Regions from separate parts of the Homo sapiens genome. Here region 1 is linked to region 2. A link is a contact called in ENCODE Hi-C or POLR2A ChIA-PET data. All regions are on one chromosome and are shown on one strand. The core of a region is the stretch at or near the end of the contact, and the rest is flanking DNA. Distances in the headings are between cores, read along the strand shown.

Region 1 (2,700 bases), core at 82-2,581, 130 kb before region 2:
TGGTGAGGAGTGCTTCTGCCAGGGCACAGGACACCCTGCCACAGAGGATGGCCCCCACCAGAGGACAAGCCAGCTCCCGCTGCCACCAAGGCAGACAGATGCTCACAGCAGTCCCTGGACAGGGGCCTGGACCTCAGCCAAGGCATGTTAGACAGGGAGGCGGCCATGGTGTGAACGTGGGTCTGCTCTGGGAACACGAATCATGGGGTGGGGTCCGCGCAGGCCGGGACCACCTATGCGTGCTGCGTCCTGCTGTCCTGGATGTACCACATCCCCCTGAAGATGACCGTTGCCTGCTCAACCTCATGACAGGGCCGGTCTAATAGCCAGTGCCAGCGGGCAAGGCAGAGACACAGCCATGGGGCATCCCATGGCCAGGCTGTGCATCTCCACAGGGGCCCAGAACCACAGCAGGAGTCCTCGACGCAGGCACACACTGAGGATGGCATGGGCCTCCTCTGCACTGTGTTTGGGGAGGGTCTTCCACAGGCACTTGACCTTAACCCCTCCTTTACCACCCGTGCCTTTGGTCTGCAGAGTCAGATCGTAAGTAGCAGCCGGGACACCGGAGTTGGGCTTGGACGGCGGTGGAGCTGGTCCTGCTCTGTGCCTGTTCAGAGCTGTCCTTTTGTGTCCCCCAGTATTGGGTTGGAACAGAGTCCCCAAATGTGGAACATACTGTTCCAGCTCCCAGAAGCCTTCCAGGTGCCGTGTGTCCTGGCGGGGGCTGCAAGAGGCAGCCACTTATCTGTCCTCTGCTTTGGAGGGGATTTTCTCGCTCAGGAGGGCCCAGTGTGCTCACCATGTCTTGGTCATCTGGTCTCATTAGCACAGCACCATCGATAGAGGGGGCCAGTGTGACATCCTGGGGACATTCATTCAGCTGGTGCCAGTCTCTGGATTATTGTGAGAGAGGGCAGGAACGTTACCATAGCCCTGGGGAGGAACTGAGTGTTTCCTGTTTTGAGTTCCAAGGCAGTGTGACTGATCTTCCTGCCAGACAGGAGATGGAGAAGAATGCACACCCAGCAGTGGCCTCACTGCACACCTGGGGCTGGGGAGCCTTCTCTAGCAAAGGCGCCACATCTAGCTGGGTTGTTTTTGCAACAGTCCACTCTCCTCCAGGACCCACCCACCTGCCTTTTGCAGTGGTCAGATTGGTGGAATAAAAGGAGATCCTTGGCCGGGCATGGTGGCTCACGCCACTGTATTCCTAGCACTTTGGGAGGCCAAGGTAGGTGGATCACCTGAGGTCAGGAGTTCCAGACCAGGAACATGGCAAAACCCCATCTCTACTAAAAATACAAAAATTAGCCAGGCACGGCGGCAGGCACCTGTAATCCCATCAACTCAGGAGGCTGAGGCAAGAGAACCACTGGGACTCGAGAGGCGGAGGCTGCAGTGAGCCGAGATCGCTCTGCTGCACTCCAGTCTGGGTGACAGAGCGAGACTCCGTCTCAAAAAAAAAAAAAAAAGGAGATCCTTGCATTCTTTTAGATCTTTAGATGTGTCCCTAGTTTCCCCCAGTTTTGATTTACTATTTTGGGTGGGGATGGTCACAGATTTGCACTGGACTTACCCATTATGATGGCCAAGGAAATGGTGTCTACCATCAAGAATGTCAGCTCCATCCGTCCTGTGACTGGGGAAATGACCCACTGGATGAATGTGCAGACTCGAGGCTGGTGGATCAGACCTGGCCCGAATTCCACTGCTTCCCTGGCTCCTGTCAGCCCCTCGCTCTAACGGGAGCCATGAGGATGCTTCAGGCCTTCAGATGCCAGCATCACTCAAACCCTGTGTCCAGCACTTCTGAAGATGTGTGCGTATTTCCGTTGCACTGTGTCTGGTTACCGAGGTCGGCGGCCACAGGCCGTCTGGTGGTGGTGGCGGGCGGGGGCGGGGGCAGGGGGCCAGAATCATCATGGTGTGGATTTGCCTTGGCGTTGCACATCTTCCTCTTAGGGACTCAGCCTTCACTTTAGTGAGATTTCTCTGGGTCAGAAACCCACTCAGGTCTAGAAACTGGGCAGCGTCATGACTTTTTATTTATTTATTTATTTATTTATTTTTATTTATTTGAGATGGAGTCTGGCTCTGTCACCCAGGCTGGAGTGCAGTGGCGCGATCTCGGCTCACTGCAAGCTCCACCTCCCGGGTTCACACTACTCTCCTGCCTCAGCCTCCCGAGTAGCTGGGACTACAGGCGCCTGCCACCACGCCCGGCTAATTTTTTGCATTTTTAGTAGAGACGGGGGTCTCGCCGTGTTAGCCAGGATGGTCTCGATCTCCTGACCTCGTGATCCACCCGCCTCGGCCTCCCAAAGTGCTGGGATTACAGGTGTGAGACACAGCACCCGGCCCTATTTATGTATTTTTGAGACAGAATCTCACTCTGTAGCCCAGGCTGACAGTGCAGTGGCGCGATCTCGGCTCACTGCAGCCTCTGCCTCCCGGATTCAAGTGATTCTCCTGCCTCAGCCTCCCGAGTAGCTGGGATTACAGGCATGCACCACCACGCCCGGCTAATTTTTGTATTTTTAGTAGAGATGGGGGTTTCACCACATTGGTCAGGCTGGTCTTGAACTCCTGACCTCGTGATCCGCCCACCTCGGCTTCCTAAAGTGCTGGGATTACAGGCGTGAGCCACCACGCCCGGCCTTATTTATCTATTTTCAAGAAAGAGTCTCTCTGTGTTGC
Region 2 (2,700 bases), core at 42-2,541:
GGGAGGGTGTGGGGGGCTCTGGGGATGGAGAGGGTTCTGAGGCCCAAGCTGAGGGTCAGGTCTGGGGTTGGGGATCAGCTCTGGGGTTGGGATCAGGTCTGGGTTGGGGGATGAGGTCTGGAGTTGGGAGGTCAGGTCTGAGTTGGGGTCAGGTCTGGGGATGGGAGTCAGGTCTGGGGTTGGGGGTCAGGTCTGGATTAGGGGTCAGCTCTGGGGTTGGGGATCAGGTCTGGGTTGAGGGATCAGTTCTAGGTTGGGGTCAGGTCTGGGCTTGGGGGTCAGGTCTGGGTTTGGGGGTCAGGACTGGGTTTGGTGTCAGGTCTGGGTTGTGAGTCAGGTCTGGGTTGTGAGTCAGGTCTGGGTTGGGGGATCAGGTCTGGGTTGGGGTCAGGTCTGGGTTGGGCGGGAGGTCTGGGTTGGGGGTCAGGTCTGGGTTGGGGGTCAGGTCTGGGTTGGGGGATCAGGTCTGGATTGTGGGTCAGGTCTGGGTTGGGGTCAGGTCTGGGTTGGGGGGTCAGGTCTGGGTTGAGCGGGAGGTCTGGGTTGGGGGTCAGGTCTGGGTTGGGGTCAGGTCTGGGTTGAGGGTCAGGTTTGGGTTGAGCGGGAGGTCTGGGTTGGGGGTCAGGTCTGGGTTGGGGTCAGGTCTGGGTTGGGAGATCAGGTCTGGGTTTTTGGGGTCAGGTCTGGGTCGGGGTCAGGTCTGGGTTGGGGGTCAGGTCTGGGTTGTGGGCATCAGGTCTCAATTGGGGATCAGGTCTAGGTCGAGGGGGAGGTCTGGGTTGGGGGTGCAGGTCTAGGTTAATGAGGAGAGGTATGGGGTTCTGAAGGCAGAGGGGAGTGGACAGCTGTGGAGTTCCCAGAAGATGGGGGAAGGTGGGGAGAACAGCTCTGGGCTTTCGAGGGCGGGCGAGTGGGTAGAGTTGGGCAGGTTTAGTGGGGGAGTTCTGTGGTTCCGAGCTAGGCGGGTCTGGGATTCCTAGGGTAAGGGGTCTAGAATTTGGAGGCCCGGGGCGGGGAGGGGGTAGGCCTGGGTTTCCGGGTGTGGGAGGCGGGTCTGGGGTTCCGAAGGCAGATGGGGAGGAGGGGTCCTGTCCGGGATCGGAAGCGCGGACGGGCCTGGGGTTCCGCGGTCGGGGGTCGTGCTCACCGGGGACCGGGTCAGTGGCTCGCGCTGCGCCGCCCGGCTTCCTGGGGTTGCCTGGGACAACGTGCTGGGGCGGCCACGCGCATTGTGCACCCCCGGTGCGGCGGCTGCTGGGCCCGTGGCCTCGGGCTGTGCAGCGGCGGCGGCCCCGGGGCGTGGGGCTGCGCGGGCGGCGGGGGGCGCGGGGGCGCGGGGAGCTGCGGCGTGCGGGGGGCGCGGGCCCCGACGGGCAGCAGTCATCAGCGCTTGGGCTGGGCCCGGGTTGGGGTCCGGGTCCCGGGCTGCTGTCGGAGCAGGCGCGGCTGCGGGGTCGGCGGCGCGGGACGGTGCGCGCCATGGTGTCCGCCGGGGGAGGGCCCGAGTGTAGCCCCGGGTCACGCGCTGCGGCCCCGCGCCCCCCTGTGGAGGTCACACTCCATCCCCCACCAGGTCACAAAGACCCGCGGGTCACATCCTGCCCCTCCCCCTCGGGCCCCCCAGGCCCGCCAGGCCTTCTCGCCCTCCCCGGGGCCCTCATGCCGCCCTCTGTCCCTGGGCCCTTCCCCGACGCGAGGCTGGAGCGGCGGGGTGAGGAGGCCGCGGGCGCTGGGCTCCTCCCGGGCTGCGCGCTGCGGGTCCTGGCGGATGGGGGCGACGGGGTGACCGTATCAGCGCCCCCCGTCCTGCGGCGGAACTTGGGAGGGCCTTGGTATCCGCAGAACCACTCGTGGGGTCCCACGCCGCTGCCCCCCGGGGGGTTCTGAGCCCACCCAGGTCCACACGGCCCCTGTCGTTTCCCCCCGCACCCCGCGGATCACCCCGCCAGGGCAGCTCGTGTCTGATCTGGCATCTCGGAGTGGGGGTAGGAAAGACACACCTGCCCCACCAGGACCCTCACTCCTGGCAACTTTCCAAAGCCTAGATGTCTTCATTTGGTTTTAAATCAACTTTATTTTGCATTTAACTTCCCAAGACACCCCAAAAGGGAGGTTCTGCCCCGACTCTGAAGGGGCTGGTGGGGGACTTGAAGGGGGGGAGTGGGAGCGTCCCCTGGCGGGGGTGGTTCCCTTCCAGCTCCCTCCCTCTTCCCCGGGGAATGCCACTGGGCTCTCACCAGACCCCAGTACTGGCCTCTAGGGGTTACACAAATCAGTGAGTGAAAAGCTGGCCCTCCCTCCACCCGCCCCTCCTCCCTGTGTCCCGATGTTTTTAGACCTGAGTGAGCTGACGCTGCTGAGACACAATATTAAATAGCCACAGCCACGTCTGCAAGTCAGCGTTTATTGCTCAAGCGTATTAAACAAAAATGTAGACTGAAAGAGACAGTTCTTTTAAACCCCATTTTTCCGGATTTTTTAAGCGCTCTAAAATAAGAAAATAAGAAAGTGCAAGCCAGCAAAAACGCTCCAAGTGCCTAATTCTGACTCTGAAACTTGAGCTCTCTGGTCTGCCCCCAAGAAGACATCAGCCCGCCCCGGGTCGTCCCTGTGGCTCCCACCCCATTCCCAGGAGCAGACCCCGCCAGCCTCAAAGCTGCAGGGAGGTGGGGGTGGCCTGCAGACAGGGTGGGGTCTGCA

The links. A loop is a pair of places that touch in the nucleus more often than their neighbours do. ChIA-PET counts read pairs that join two places held with the same protein, here RNA polymerase II (POLR2A). Pooled maps may share reads with other maps.
Region 1: a loop to region 2 is called in a pooled map, with 4 times the contacts of the local background. The contact joins the enhancer-like site here to the promoter of TTLL8 in region 2. A Hi-C loop is called at or near these places in 2 of 50 pooled maps. POLR2A ChIA-PET finds 5 or more read pairs at or near these places in 3 of 52 experiments (A673, IMR-90 and Panc1).

Annotation. Positions count from the first base shown.
Region 1 is chr22:49,930,245-49,932,944 of GRCh38, forward strand. No RefSeq gene overlaps it. Among named protein-coding and RNA genes, the nearest start is that of CRELD2, 13 kb to the left of the region's middle. RefSeq lists an enhancer at 322-371. Within about 2 kb of position 1,332, at least 16 of the 41 ENCODE cell types and tissues checked have a DNase peak (open chromatin) inside an H3K27ac peak, as active enhancers do.
Region 2 is chr22:50,057,007-50,059,706 of GRCh38, forward strand. TTLL8 (tubulin tyrosine ligase like 8) reads right to left here and starts at 1,292. Exons shown (of 14, transcript NM_001350317.3): 1 at 1,148-1,292. It overlaps MLC1 (modulator of VRAC current 1), which reads right to left. Exons shown (of 12, transcript NM_015166.4): 12 at 2,385-2,700.